2 separate regions of the Homo sapiens genome follow, and region 2 is linked to region 1. A link is a loop called in an ENCODE intact Hi-C map of the cell type or tissue named here. Cell type or tissue: endothelial cell of umbilical vein. All regions are shown on one strand.

Evidence for each region. A loop is a pair of places that touch in the nucleus more often than their neighbours do. Peaks named below come from ENCODE experiments on the same cell type or tissue, not always from the same donor. Only the 100,000 strongest peaks of a DNase experiment are listed, where the experiment ranks them.
Region 2: a loop joins it to region 1, with 8 times the contacts of the local background. A loop is called at or near these places in 6 of 110 quality-filtered maps.

What each region holds. Positions count from the first base shown.
Region 1 is chr3:173,729,063-173,737,062 of GRCh38, reverse strand. All of the region lies in intron 3 of NLGN1 (neuroligin 1), which reads right to left. LOC105374225 (a long non-coding RNA gene) reads left to right here and starts at 1,139. Exons shown (of 2, transcript XR_924728.4): 1 at 1,139-1,218; 2 at 5,414-5,687. In endothelial cell of umbilical vein, a CTCF peak has its summit at 3,843 (motif pointing left); a DNase peak (open chromatin) is centred at 3,842; H3K27ac peaks cover 411 bases.
Region 2 is chr3:173,998,434-174,006,433 of GRCh38, reverse strand. All of the region lies in intron 4 of NLGN1 (neuroligin 1), which reads right to left. Among named protein-coding and RNA genes, the nearest start is that of NLGN1-AS1, 82 kb to the right of the region's middle. In endothelial cell of umbilical vein, a CTCF peak has its summit at 3,646 (motif pointing right); no DNase peak of the experiment used is centred here.

The DNA of each region.
Region 1 (8,000 bases):
AAAATGGGTTCTGTTTAGTAATATTACTATAATTAGAAAGATTCTTTGTAAAAATTATCAGCCATTTTAGAGTAGGTAAAATGAAATAATAAGTAGAACATCTCTGATTTACTGCCACCATTAAAATCTCAGCTACATTTTGAAACTATCTGCACCAATATTGCTCATAATTAAACAGAGGTATTATGCAAATGTATATAGTTTTAATTTATCAATAATGATCAATTTTGGCCAACATTAGTGGGTAGGTATATGAAAAATATAAATATATATTTCTACTTTGAAGTCATAATCATATTGTAAGTGAATTGGGTTTAGATTTTAAGGTTATTTTACACTTTAATGGTTTACTAGCACCTTTAATATTTTGTAGGTACTTGAATTTCCAAGACAAAATTATTTTTTTTTTATCTGCAATGGCTCTTTTCTCATACTGCAACCCTCTCCAAGCCTCCCTTCTAAAAAGATGGAGGACTTCATCAGAAGTCACAAAGGAACAATTTTTGTTCAGAAATAAAAAACAAGTCAGAAGGCTGAATCTCATCTTACAACTATGTTCTGGTCCCCTTCTATGTTTATATTTCCCCTCCATTTTTTTTGATATTGGTTCTGCATAGCCATCTGTAAAGCATATTCCCCTGGACTTCATGCTTCCCAGAACATTACACACAAACTGTGCATATGTTTTTCCTAAACTTAGTGATCACATTTGTAGGACTGGTGGAAGGAGAGTGGGGGACGGGAAAAATTTCCTCCTTTCTTACGCACAGAAATCAATCAGCAATTTCACTTCTGTGAGTAAGAAGTGGAGAAAGGAAGAAAGGAGAAAGAAAAGAAGGTAGGTAGAAAGCATTCTCACTTCTATATACTGTATTAAGTAGCCAACATAAAGCTAGAAACGAATCAAGCTGAATTCATTTTTACTCTATTCTCACAATGCTGTTATCTTGTCTCTAACCTAGGGCATCCACTTCCTTCAGTCTGTGCCTACCTCCCAAACATGAAGTCTTCCAACTTTTCTGTGCTTCCATCTGCTTGGTGTCTGCCTGAGAAAGAGGTTTCTAAGAGCTACTCCAAAAACCAAAATCACCCTCAAGGAAAGCATGAAGATACAAAGATAAAATATATATTTTTATAACATGTTTGAATGACTCACAACACAAAAAAGCATTTCAAAATGCCACCTGTAATTGGAAAAATAATATTTATATGCAAAAGGTATTTTAAAAAAATTATGTGAATGTCACCAGTCCCTTGTGCAATATGAGTCAACTTTGGCCCTAAGAGTGACAAGTCTAACCAAATTGTCAATCTTTAATGTTATTTCAAGACCCTAGGCAGAAAATTATTACACAGCCTCCTGTGAAAAAGGAATAACAAAAATAGCAAAAGCAAATTTCATCCCCAAAGGGACTCTGCTCCTCTCCAAACTTATCTCTATGCAGATTTGAGACAGAAGAGTTGGCCTGGTATGCAAGAAATCAGCCAGCTGACAACAGCTTTCTATGTTGCAGAAGAATGAGAAGTTAAATGTATTTCATGAACCAGTAAGAAATTTTAGTCTTATAAACTTGTAAGAAGGGTCTTTTTCCTAATCCTTTGAGTTTGATTTGCAGCAGTCTGAAATGTGAGAAAGAATTGCTTCATTAGTATTTTACATTGCTCTTCTCTTCTCTATAAATTCAAGTGGCCAAAGATGTACTGGGAAAAAATAAAAGTGTTTCAGTAGTTCCATGTGCAAGGGAGAAAAGGAATGAAAATAAACTCCCACGTATTAAAACAACAAAATATTCACTTTTTGGACTAAATATTGCTAGAACTTTGCATTTTGGTTGTTACTTTTTAAAACAGTAGTTGGAATTTGAGTGAATCATCTTACTTTTTGTATCTTATGCCCATACATAGTTACAGGAACCTGGAAACTGGAATATTACTATGGACATGCAAATTAATAGAGCTCATAAGGGCAACTGAAGTTCATTCCCTTCTTCAGAGTCCTAGTGGACCCTTATTTGCATAGCTGGATTTATAACTGACAAATACTGCATTAAGTTTAATTCTTAAAGGAAAAAGAAAAACCTTTGCAGAGAAGAATGTTGTGCCACATTAGTCATAAAGATGGAGACCTGTACATAATCTAAGAAAAGATCCATTATTCCATGCTCTTTATTCTGCCGTTGCTAATACCAATTGTCCTGATCACTTTGAGTCAGAGTTCAGAAAAAAGCAATTGCAATAATTTGTTGAAGATATTAACTTTGTCAGGGAAAATTCCTACTGAGGAAAAATAGAAGAAAAAGAGTTTCTTAAGGGGAAAAATGTGATTTATTCAGATTGCTTGTTACTAGTGAATTAATAAGGCCAGGTGCAGTGACTCATGCCCATAATCCTAGCACTTTGGAAGGCAGAAGCAGGAGGATTTGCTTGAGGCCAGGAGTTCAAGACTAGCCTAGACAACATAGTGAAACCTCATCTCTACAAAAAATAAAAAATAAAAAATTAGGTGGCTGTGGTGGCACACTCCTGTAGTCCCAGCCACTTGAGAGACTGAGGCAGGAGAACGACTTGAGCCCAGGGGTTTGAGGCTACAATGAGCTATGATTGAGCCACTGCACTTCAGCCTGGGCCACAGGGTGAAACCCTGTTTCTAAAAAAAAAAAAAAAAAAAAAAAAAAAAAAAATAGAATTATCCACAGAATCTAATTATCTGATATAATTCTCAATAGACTGAAAACACAACATGCATGTCACTTTAGGAATATACAGTGTTTATTATCTTGAACTAAAATGTCAGAAATGTGATCAGCCAAATAAATTAGGCTCTAAGGCCTTAACATGATCATAATTCTAAAGCCATCAATATTATAAAACCAAATGTTATTAACAAAACCAATAAAGGAATTTCCTAAAATGAAAAAATGTAATTATAAGATGCTTTCTGATTATTTCTGCAGGAATAGCAGACATCCAGGACTTTCATTAGCTTTAGTATTTAATAATTAAAATATAACCGCAAAGTCTACTTGATGTGCTCACAGAAAGAAGTAACACTAGATAACCGGTAATATTATATCTTTTGTCATTTGATATGTCAAATGACATAAAACCTAGTCATTTAGGTTTTATGCTCATTCACTAGATTTAGTACATCTAAACTGAAAATGCACTATCCATCAAACAATGTTTTTATTTTCTTGTTGAATTTGGTGGTATGGACAATGCTTTTTTGCAGGAATTTTTACACAAACAGTGTTCCTCCCCCGTGACAAATGTCAAAGGCCATAATTTTATTACCTTTGGGACCATATGCATTTTTGAAGACTGAATAAATTAGTCACTATTAAGAGAGCTGCATTCTAATACACAGCAAAAATGGTTTATATACAGAAGAGTGAACTTGAAAAGTGGTGTCATAAACATGCACCAAGATTTCAAGGTGAAGTTAGGAACCTCCTTGAATCTTACCCAGGAGAAAAAGTGGTACACTTGCAGGCAATATGCCTGAAGCTCTCCTGGAACAGTATCTTCCACTTTCACCACCCAGGCCCTCTGTTGTGGAGAAAAGAGTGTATCCTTCCTCCCTGACAGTACAGCTGCTGAAAGCTACTGCAGAAAAGGGAACAATGATTAGAGAAAAGGGAAAGGGAAAGAGAGAAGGAATGAAAAGGCATTAAGCTTATCAATTCCAGTGATAATTCAGAAGCTCTAAATGAGATTTTCCTTCTAAAATGTAATTACCCCTATAAAATAGAAAATAAGAACAACCATTCCTGAAAGTTTTGCAAGATTTTCAAAAAAATATCTATTCTAAATGCATTTATAACTCAAGCACCACCTGCTGGTTCAAATTGGATCTTCCCACTCACTCAACAACTCCAATCAGCCAAGAAGACAATTCAAGTTTTCATAGGAATGAAGCAAGAAGACTACTGATTTTTAAAACCAGATTTAAGTTGTTTTGCTAAAATGTATAACCAGCTTTATATTTCCATCTCGTATTTAAACCAAAAACATTAAAAATGTACTGTTATAAAAATTGAAAGATAATTTTTGATATAAAAGGTATAATCTGTACATACCATATTTGTATATATTTCTGTGGTTCATCACCAATACTCTCATTAACTACTGTTACAAACATTATCTTGCTAATGTTTATTTTTATTATCATAATAATTTTATAATACATGAAACTTTCAAATATCTTAATAAAAATAAACTGATATGTTTTACCACACAGACTAAATAAACATCTACTAATAAAAGTCACTATCAAATGAAGAGGCTTGTAGAAATGACTCACTGTAATTTAGCTAGTTACCTTTTCCAGTTCTTCAACAATGAAAATTTAATTCTTTGAGAATGTGTCTTAGAATTAGGTCACTGAATCAATTTTGCATTTGTTTAAAAAACCGTCACTTTTTGCCTCTTTCACAGAAAAACTAACCTAAACTAAAATAAAAATAACTATTTTCACTGTAACTACTGAAATATACAGCTGGTTATCTCATGAATGAAACTGCAACTACCCACCCCGAACCCAGCCGCAAAGTGTCCCTGTTACATAAATGTTTCTAATGTATTAAAAGCAGCTATGTGCAGCACTTACAGACACGGCCTCAAAGCCTAACTAGTAGCAGCATCTTAGGGCTACATTAACTGTGTATCCTAGGCAACCAAGTCATGGCTAAAGCATCACAGTGTTTGTTTAAAACGTGATGTGGAAAGCAATCAGAGGAGCTTCAATTCCAGGGAAATTCCTTTTCAATGTAAGCCTCACACTGTATCAGAGTGGTGCTGTTTGCACCATTATAATTAAGAATGTGTCACCATATTCATTATTTTCAAGGTTTTGTAACTCAGCTGTAAAAAATTAGTCATAGTAATTAAAAGATGGAAAACATCTAGTTATGCTAAGATGTCCTACTGGGGCATTTAAGGTCCTAGTGAAGGGGGTTTAAGCAATTTAAATGAGAGATAATATTTTATCTTAACTACCTTAAAATACTATCCTAACCACTGGTATATTAGAGGTATGTTTGAAAATAATTGTAAACAACAATTTAGTTTGTACTTTTCTTAATAAAAATATACATCATCTATTTTAACACCATAATGATTATGATTTTATTCCTCAGTGAGTTTATCTTTTCATTACTCTGTTAGCAAAGAGCAGTATTGTTCTTTACAAAAAATGTCTTTTTAATTTTTTGACCACTTCCTGAACTCAGTCATAATACAAGAACCTAAATCCATCTCATTTTGCACATCTCCTTTATATATTTATATTTCTATGTAAATTATAGGTACAGAATATTGTTCTAGGTGAATTATTTTTTAAACAGAATTTGTATTTTTCTTTTTTTGGTTTCCTTATGCAATAATGAAAAATGTTTCTCATGCTGTTTTTCAGATTGAAGAAGGAACCTGAATTTTTTAAAACAAAAGGAAGCAGTAATTGTGGTAGAGAAGAAAGGATAACTAACCTTTACTGAGAGCCTGCTGTAATAGCTACACAATACTATTTATCACATATTTATTTCATCTCATCCTCTCAATAGTTCTGCAGAAAAGGTAGTATTTCCCATTTCATAATGAGGAAACTCACAATATTAGTGGGACCTGGATCCAAAGTCCTAATATTTTATACGATTTGTGCATTTCCAAAATAAAAACTTGAAATTGAATACAGTCCATCTTATATTTAAATGATTTTACAAAATATTAGAAACAAAATTATAAAGTAACTCCATCTTTCTTTCCATTCTTCAGATTTTATTGCTATGTTTCATGGTCATGTTTAATTAACAAATGTATACAACTTATCAGAACTCAAGAATAAAATGAAACTAAGGGTTTCAAAAACCTATTTCCTTTAAAAATCTGGTAATAACACAACTTACATTATGCATAAAATAGTACTAAATTTTTCCCTAGAAAAAGAGAAATTGTCATCTAAGACTCTATGTGAATGATATCGGAATGAAAACAGTCACAGATTATACGGTAAAATTATTCTGCAGAGCCGCTCCAAGAGACAGAATAGCCCCTTGGTGATGGCCAAGGGATTTCTCAAGGCACATATCATGGCCTCTTTGAAGCCTTGCCCAGATTGATACGTTTGCTTTCTCTTTAAAATTCTGAAGTTAGAAAATATTATTTCCTCAATTATTTTCAAAGAGAATATATCAGAGATTTTATTATCTTCTACAGGTGCTCAAATCTGATGTTCCGTAAGTAAGCTTTAAACATTTTGTTCTATTTAAAAGAAAGACCTTTTAATAAATAACTATATTTTGTTTTTATATTGGAATAGTTGAGAAAACAATTTGCCTATTTCCTCATTTTTTTATTTGCAGCGTGTGAGGAAAAAAAGATATGAATTACTTAATACTCTCATTTCATATGGAAAAGACAAGGCAAACAATCAAGGCATTAGATAAGTGCTGTCCAGTACAGTGACCACTAGCTACTTGAAGCAGCTATTGAGCAACCTGAAATGTGGTTAGTCTGAAATGAGTGTAAAATACCACTGAAATTTCAATGCTTAGAATGAAAAAGGTGTAAAAATCTCATTTTCACAATGATCGCTTGTTGAAATGATAATATTTTGGAAATAAAATATGGCCATTTACCTATTTTACCTATTTCTTTTCTTTTAGTGTGGCTACTAAAAAATTTTAAAATTACATATGTGGTGCAAATTTGTAGCTTTCATTCTATTTTTGCGGGGGGGGGGGAGCGGTGGGGCAGTAGTGTGTTAGACCTCAAAACATGAGGCATGAAAGTTTAGATCTGAAATCACTGATATTATCTACAAGATATTTCCTACTACAATTTTGTTTTACTCTTTCTCTTGTATCCTGGTATTTCCAATATAATTGATAAATTTATATATAATCATGTATATTGATATATAATAATATATAAGCATATATGCACTGAACTCCTTCCAATGTTATATTTTCAATATCTAAAATAATACCTGGTCAATAGTAGGCACTCAATAAATAGTTTTTTTTTCTGTATTTCGAATTAATGCATTTTTCTAGCACCAAACACAAGTCAGAGATAGAGGGCAAAAAGAGGAAATTCTGCCTCACTGACCTATTCAGAAACTTTAAGTCCCATAGGTGAAATATCTGAAACAAATAGATATGCAAATGTAAAATGGAATTTTTGAAGCATTTGACAGAATATGGAAATTGGTAATCAGTAAAAATTTTCTATGATTGGATTACAGAACCACCAATGTATGGGTCCCACCACATACACATTTATATTGTGAGTGACCTGGACATTTGACAATGCATTCACCTTTAATATATACAACTATAACAATAAAGCTATTTTTAAGCTTTTATCAATGCTGTCAATATTTCTCCGTAAAAATTAAACTTAGCAATGTTATTCTTTTACAAGCAGCAGAAATTCCACGTTGCAGATTTGCATTCCATCAAAGGCATTATAATAAATTAAGAAGAATCATTAGAAAAGCTTACAATTTTGCATATTGCTTCACCAAGACTTCAAATCTGTGTAAGTGTGTGTATTTTAAACCATCCACGCAACTTATGTCCCTGGGTAAAATAATTTTAGAGATTACAAAAATCTTTAGATACCAAAGCCTAAAGAATTAGGATAGATGGAAACAAAATGAAGTTATTGTAATGCCCAAAGACTCAGAGGCTCACAGAAGACCAAGGAGTCTAAACATAGGAACAAGAAGTATTATCTGGGTTAGGAATCCTTGATCCATTGATGAATCTGAACTCAACAAAAAGTGTTTTGTTTTGTTTTTCGAGAATTTTAAAGCTGAAAATACATTTTCTGGGAATTGCTCAGCAGTGGATGGAATGACTGAGAGATAACTTGCTTGGTGGCTCTTAAGTCCAACTGATATTTTAAGAATCCTGGTTTCAAAAATTACTACCAGTATGACCTGGGTTTATAAAACCCCTCAAAGTCTTAGTGTTTTCATTTTAAAAGTATATGACAAT
Region 2 (8,000 bases), 270 kb before region 1:
TAAAAAGAATGTCAGTACGGATAGAAAGACAGGGATACGTGTGGAAGAAAATGTGACACATAATGAATAACTCTTGAATGAGGGACAGAAAAACAGTAAGATGAAAACTTACTTATTCTTGTGATCAATGACTATATACTGATGGCCACAAAAGAGTGAGATTTCTTTGGAAAAGAATACAAATAGAAGTCTGGAAAATAGAAATTGAGTCTAGAGAAGTAGGAAAGTCCTGGAGTGAGCCAAGAAATTGGAGAAGGGAGTTTTTACAGTCAGTAATAGGGTCTTTATAACTATTTATGGGGCAGAGAGATTGAGAAGAGTAAACTCTGAGAAAGACCATTATGTTAGGCAATGAGGGGATGAATGTATAACCTTATCAAATAGTCCTGTTAGGTTTGGAGGGGGTGAAGGCAGAGGCAGGAGAGGGCAGTTTGACCGTATAGTAGTAGAGAGAAGTACAGTACATAAACAAGGTCTTAAATATAGTAGAAAATGTAAGAATAAAGATAACTTTGTTAACTATTTGATCATTTAATTTTTACAAATCTAATGAGGTAGATATAATCCCCATCATACAGACGGGAAAAACAGGACACAGATAGACGACATATTTTATCTACTGTTACATAGCTAGTAAATAAAAGAGACCCCAGGCACCTCACTCAGGAATACATATATTAAGTGCTCTTCTTTTATTTCTCTATATAAATTTAGTTTTGTGGTAAAAAAAAAAAAAGTTCAATTAAGGTGGCAAGAAAAACCTTAGCAACTGCATGCATGAACACAGTATTGTGTCTGCTCGTAAGGGGTTGTGGGATTGTGTAAACTGAGATCAGCACAGATGCAGCAGAGGGCTTATGCTGAGTACTCATCACAAGAAATAGGACAGGAACAAGTTGACAGAGTAAGTATAGTTTATGTATTTGAACTTAACAATAGCAGGGATTTCCTACATGACAGAGTCATATATATTACATTTCATTGGTACATTCATTTAATGAATATTTATTGAACACCTACTACATGCCAGGCACTTACATTAGAATCTAGAGATACAATGGGAAGCAATACACACGAGGTCCCAGAAATTATGGATTTTCCAATTAGTAACACTTAAAGGGATCATCAGCAACTTTATAAGGAATGGAACTAAACATTTGATATTAGAGGTCATAGATTATAATAAAACTACCTTCATAATTAATGGGACATACAATTCAAGGAAAATCATTACACCTCTGATATCCCAGTTTGTTCATCAATGAAACAGAGATCAAATTATAAGACTATTATATCCTTGGATAAAAGGTACATTGAAGAGGCAAAGTCACATTAATAAATGAAGATAGCATATAATACTATTTAATAAGAAGAAATCTTCATTTTATTTTCATTAGGGAAATATTAATTACTGGATTTGACCCAGACGGACTTGTTATCTTAAATATATCAAATAATCTTTAGAGGCTTTTATCATTTCCTGCAGAAGTAATAAAGATATAACTTGTAAAATCAGAAGTTAATTAAATAAAATCTATTTTATAGTAAAATGATGTTATGATTGAGATTTAACACGAACGTAATTTAAGACATTGTTATGACTCTCCCAGTAACTGTACCTGGCCACCCTTCATCCTCTCTCTCTATATAACATTTTACTCTGTTTAAACAATAGATGCTAATCTGATGCTTTTACATTTTGATAATTTCTATTCCATTTTAAAGTTTAAGAAGAAATATTGTTTTTCCAATTGCTTACCAAATTATCATCTTTGCATTCAGAAAATAACCAACTAAAAAGAAGCCAACATAGATCCACAGAGATTCTTCTTCCACATTTATCTAATTTCGTTAAATAGAATTACTATATTAGTAAATGAGAGTCCAAGAATGTTTTTGTTTTAGCAGAGCACAACCTTGGGTTTGACCATTTGGGTCAGTTACTTAAGGATAAAAAAAGATATATAAAATTTGAAGATACTACACAACATGGAATGATAGCTGTTGCAAGAAGTGACCGAATCAAGATTCAAAATTATCTTGACAAATACTAACAAGCTACTATAAATCTACACAACGGATAACTTGACAAACAGGCTTTTACTTTCAAAATATCAATTGTGTAAGCCTAGTTTTGTAGAGAATCCTATTAGCAAGAATTCATGGGAAATTATCTGATAGTTTGTATTAATAATATAATTTTTAAATGATTCTAACTAATGTTAATAAAGATGTAGTAATAACAAAGCTAACAGGAATCTTTGGGCTACACAAATTGAAGTTCAGATTCCAGATCACTGGAAGTGATCACTGCTTGTGGATCTGATGCTCGATTCAATTCAGAGAACCATATTTTAAGTGACACTGAAAAACAAAACCCAATCCACAGACATGGAAAAAGAAATTGCAGAACTGCATGTGGATTATTTTAACTCACTTATAAAGTTTATTCCAGCATTAAGATTCTGTGATTTCATGCAAAATAGATACCACTATAGAGTACGCTTTCATCAAACAAATCTGATTAAATGCGTTACATATCACATATAATCTTTGATTATAGACTACAGTACTTCTGAAATCTGAGTTTTGCATTGAAAATTATTATTATTTCGATACATTCAATTGCAAAAAAATACCAGTCCTTATCATATTAACCCAGGGGAAGGCATCTAATCATTTAGGATTTGCAGATAAAATAGATAAAGGTCCTTTCCTCAAGAGTCTAATTTTCCATCTTTCTTTAAAATAAAAACAAATCCTATTTGTACACCGAAATATACAGAGAGAGATATGTTAGAGTTTTTAAAAATTCTTTCTTATTCTTGTAGAAAAATATATCTATTGAATTAAAATCTTTTAAACTTGTTTTCAGGCTAAGCAGGATTTAGAATATGAAATAAAGAGTTTCCACAGATCATTTGGTTTGAATGTATATCTTGACTCCATAATTTACAAAAGTGCTTCTAAATTTTAATGTGTGTACAATACACCTACGTATTTTAGCGGGCCTCATATTATGTATTTCCGGCAATCTCCCAGGTGATACTAATGCTACTGGTCCATGGACCACTCATTAACTGACAAGGATTTAATAACTTTGCTTCAGTGAAGCTATCAATTAAATTCAAATAATGCCTGCCAAATATATCAGGTAAAGTGAAATAAGTTATTTTCATAAAAAGAAAATAACCTTTGCAATAGTCACTTTCTTGCAAGTCCATAGCCCCTCTGATATTATTCTTCTGAATAATGTCACTATTATTCCTTTTAAACACTATTATTCCTTCTTTTTTTCCAGCTCCTCCACCTCAAAGTGTGAGATTCTCTCTGAACAAAGATAAGCTTGTTTCTAGTTAACTCATTGCCACCCAGCCTCACTCATCCTCAACTTTCTGCTATCTTCCTTTGGTATGATTCTCAACTCTTTTCTGCATGCCTTTGAAGTCATCTATATACTTCTCTAATTTCTCTCTGCTAAAGCATTGACAATTGATGGATAAATGGACTACTCACGACTTTATCCTGACCTAGCTTAAAATCTTCACTTACAAGTATAAAAGAATTTCTACTTGCAATGAATAGCTTGCAGCTGCCTGACCCTAACAAAGTCACAAATAAGAGAAATTGGAGCAGCACCAGTCTGTTTTACTACTACCTCCACTTTTCCCTCCATTTTTTTTTCCCCCAGGGGGTGCTATAGAATGACTTCTTTGCCAGGCAAAAAAATTTCACTAGAAATTCACTGTGGTTTTTAACATTTGTCAGTTTCCAAGAGATACAAACTAAAGGTCAATTTCATACATTGTTCTACCTATTAGCTATTTCATGAGGGGCAGCAGTTCTCAACTTGTGGTACCACTAGAATCATCTGAGAAGTATTAAAGAAAAAAAAGACTGATTCCCGGAAGTGTTAAAAAATATGGATTACAGTAATTACTGATTACAAGTCATTAAGTAAAAATGATTCACTTAACATTTTAAGTGTTAAAAAATACTGATTTTAATCCGAGCATGGTGGCTCACACCTATAATCCCGGCAGTTTGGGAGGCCGAGGAGGGTGGATCACTTGAGTTCAGGAGTTTGAGACCAGCCTGGCCAACATGGTGAAACCCTATCTCTACTAAAAATACAAAAATCAGCCGGGCATGGTGGTGGGCAACTGTAATCCCAACTACTCAGGCGGCTGAGGCAGGAGAATCACTTGAACCGAGGAGGCGGAGGCTGCACTGAGCTGAGATCGTGCCACTGCACTCCAGCCTGGGCAACAGAGCAAGACTCCATCTCAAAATTAAAAAAATACTGATTTCAACCTCCTTCCCCATAAGAGTCTCATGCCTTTGAGTAGGGCCCTAATCTTGTTTTTTTTTTTTTTTTTAAATCTGTCTAGGTGATTCTGTTACCTTAACTTTTCCTACTTTCATCCATGACTCCCATATTTCTATGGCATCTTTTTATCCATGTCATAGCATTTCTTTCTACATCAGAGTTTCCGAAGTGCAGCTCTATGGTCATTTGGGACTGGAAAATTATTTGTTTGGAGGTTATTCTGTACATTATAAGATGTTTTTACATGAACCATCTCCAGAAATTGGCAAATGTCCCCTAACAAGCAAAATTACATTGAGGACCACTGCTGTACATCATCATCATCATCCCATTTCCTTGTCACCACCACCATCATCATATTAACCAATGCTTTCCATATGCCAGATACTCAGCTAACTGTTGTACATGGATTATCTGTTTTATTTAATCCTCAAAATATAGTAATGAGGTACATATTACTCTATTGATGAGGAAACAAGGTCAGAGATGCATGGGTGCAGAATATAAACCAATATATGTCTGCTTTTGACTCAGGGGACTATCCTCTTAACCCCTACAATACATTTTACTTTGTAGACTTTTAGTTACTGATCTTTTCTCAAGACTGCAAGCATTCTGGAAGTTTATCACATAATGACTTAACTTCAATTCCTGACACAGAGTAGGTGCTGAATTAATATTGACCAAATTAAATGGATCTAAAGGTGAGTTTATGTTTCTTATCCAAAACTTACTTCTATTCCCAATTTTCTGATTTTTTTTTTTCAAAGAAAAAAATCTGTTTCTAACTCTAGTACTGAGTTGTCATTTAATCTCCCTCTCGCTGACCCTCTCAGTGTTTAGTCTGTCTTGCAAGCCCAACACTTTTCTGGTCACCTCAGACCTTTGAAATTAAACCAGAAAATTTTAGCTTTGCAATTCAAAAACCCATTTCAATTTTGCTCTCATCTGTTCTTCCCTTTCTCTCCATGAAAAATATTTTAGAATGTTTTTTCAAAAGTCTTTTGCTGATGCATTCTCTGTACAATTAAATCTTTCATTTGCACCCAACATGCAAAGTAGAATTGAATTGTCTGTGGAGGTGGGTGGGGAACAGGCAGTGTGCACTCAGCTGGAGTACCACACCATAGACAATACACATGGAGTCCTTGACTGGGCTCCCGGGATAACCTGGGATTCAGAGAAAGTCAGGAGAAGACCAGTGTCCACCCATCTGCCCACTCAGCAGAATTTAATTCTGGCCCACTGCTAATCTGACACATGTCTGGATATGGACATGTTGTCACAATGAAGAAGTCAAGTCTTACCTTTTCTCTCTTCATTTCATGTATGTATTTAAATCTATCCATTACTTAAGTTCAACTAACCTCATGAATTCATCTTTACCATCCTCCAGCAAAGGATGGTAAAGCCTTCTTGCCCTCATTGTGTGACTTTCACATTTGATGCTTTATACATTTCACATTACACAAGATGCAAAGATAATTTCTTAATTAAAATACTAAAATTTTATTAACTAACCTTGATTTACTCAACTTCCTGGATTAACTATGGCTCTCTGTTACCTTTTTAAAACCTACTGACTGCTTTTCAATACCTACAGAATCCAAAAGAAGGTAGGATTCGCTCTGATTCATCAACTCACCTTGCCTCCATACCTGGAGTTGTCTGCTTGCGAAAACTATTCCTGACATTGTTTATGCCAGTTGAATTTGTTACATATATAAATTAATTATTTCTTATAAAGATGAAAACGAATGTGAATAGAGCATTTGCTATGAAAACTAAGTTAAATGTTACGGAAAAATTCAAGTTGCTGTAAATTGGATGTGAAGGTGCAAAAATTATAAATAGAAATTCCTGATGAGAAATTTTCTTTAAGGTTTTACACTAAAAAAATGGAACCTGGAAATCTGTAGTCAGGGTATTATAGATGAGAAACAAGGAGAGGAACCATCATCAGTGGACCAAGTCACAAACGAAAATACTCAGTCTTGCATCAAAGATTGGTACAATAATATGTACTTGCCTGTTTCAAAATAATAAAATGTTTAAGGTATCCACCACGTAACTCCTTATTATGATTCTTTGCTTTGATGGGCTTTGCAAGATCTAGTTATACCAGAAAAAAAAAAACCTGTTTGTTATTTCTTCAAATTAATGACTCTAGAAATTCAGGCAGTTACTACATTGTTTAACGCAAATTTTTACTCTTCTTTTGAAAATGCTGTTGTACTTTGAAATGTTTTGCCCAGTTTACTTATTAGTAACATGTTTTCACTCTTCAAGGGTGGATTCAGGTCTTTAGAATCTTTCAATTGAAAGGTCAATTGAAGCTACTTTTGTGAATAAAATAATGGTCACACTGGGTAATACCAGCTTTGGGCAAAATGTGGTATAACTAGAAAGGAAACTGATGCCTTTGTCTTACAAATTGTTCCTGCAGGCAAATGAAGAAGTAGCTTCCCAAAATGTTATTAGGACTTTGTTAAAAATGAAGTGGTGGTTGGAGAATAAAGGTCAGTATTTTTTTCCAAACATATTCTATGAAACTTCCATTATTTGTATCATCTAAGTCTCAGCAATTTTCCCATTATTACAAGATGTACGGTTGAAATTATATTTCTGGTTTTTTACAACATATATTTAGAGGTATCAAAGGTAAAATCATTTCCTAGAACTCCTCTAATGTTATTTATGACCAAGTACTTCAAATGAAATTCAGTCCTAGAATTTTTAAAGCCTTGCTGAGTAGAAGTTGGAAAAAAAAAATATCATCTCAAAGCTTTCTTGAAAACTCCTTGAAATCATTTTGGGGCAAATTGTTCTTGTGTTCTGGGAAAACCACCAAGAAGACCTTCTATTATGAGAATATAAGCAGTCATCTTCTTTGAAAATGGATGAGACTTTTATTCAATTGTAGCTCTAAGGAGCTCATCTGTTCTGTCAAGTAACAAAGAGGTTATTTTATGGAGCATCTAGAGTTTCACTGTCCTTCTAGAGATACTAACTCCTGTAGAGAAAAGTTTCTAAGTTGGAGAAAGCATGCTCTATGCCTGAAGATTATTGCTGATCCTTATAGAAGTAAGTGTGTTTCCTTTGTTGGTGTGTGCGACTACGGCTAAGAGTTTAGACACTGAAGATGAGCAGGTGAAGGAATTATTTGAAAAGGATGTTTATTAGACTATAATGGGTAATAACACTTTCAGACCCAAGTGATGGCATTCAGCATGAAGTTGGAGGGTGCATGTAAGTGAATAATGTGCAGAGCTCCGAATCACACCAATATTTCAGGGGTTGATAGCTTTGAGATAACTGGAATCAGCATGACCACTGGTATCCTGAAAGGAGCAGTCATAGAACAGGGAGTGACTCCCTCATGAGAATAAAACAGTGCAAGTAGACTTATGAGAATAAAGTCTCATACATTTTATTGCCTCCTGAGAAGAAAGCAGTGTAAGTAGACTTAATTCTTAACACATGGCAATGTTTTGAAGACTGAAACAACTGAATTCTAGGCAATTAAATTCCTAGTGGGCAAGGAAGAGATGAAAGTATCATAATTTGGGCTTTAATAAAAGTGATGTTTTTTATTTGATACACATAATCAAGTGAATCCTGACATTGAAGGTACATTTTATTGTTTCTTCTTAATTTATTTGAGCCACAT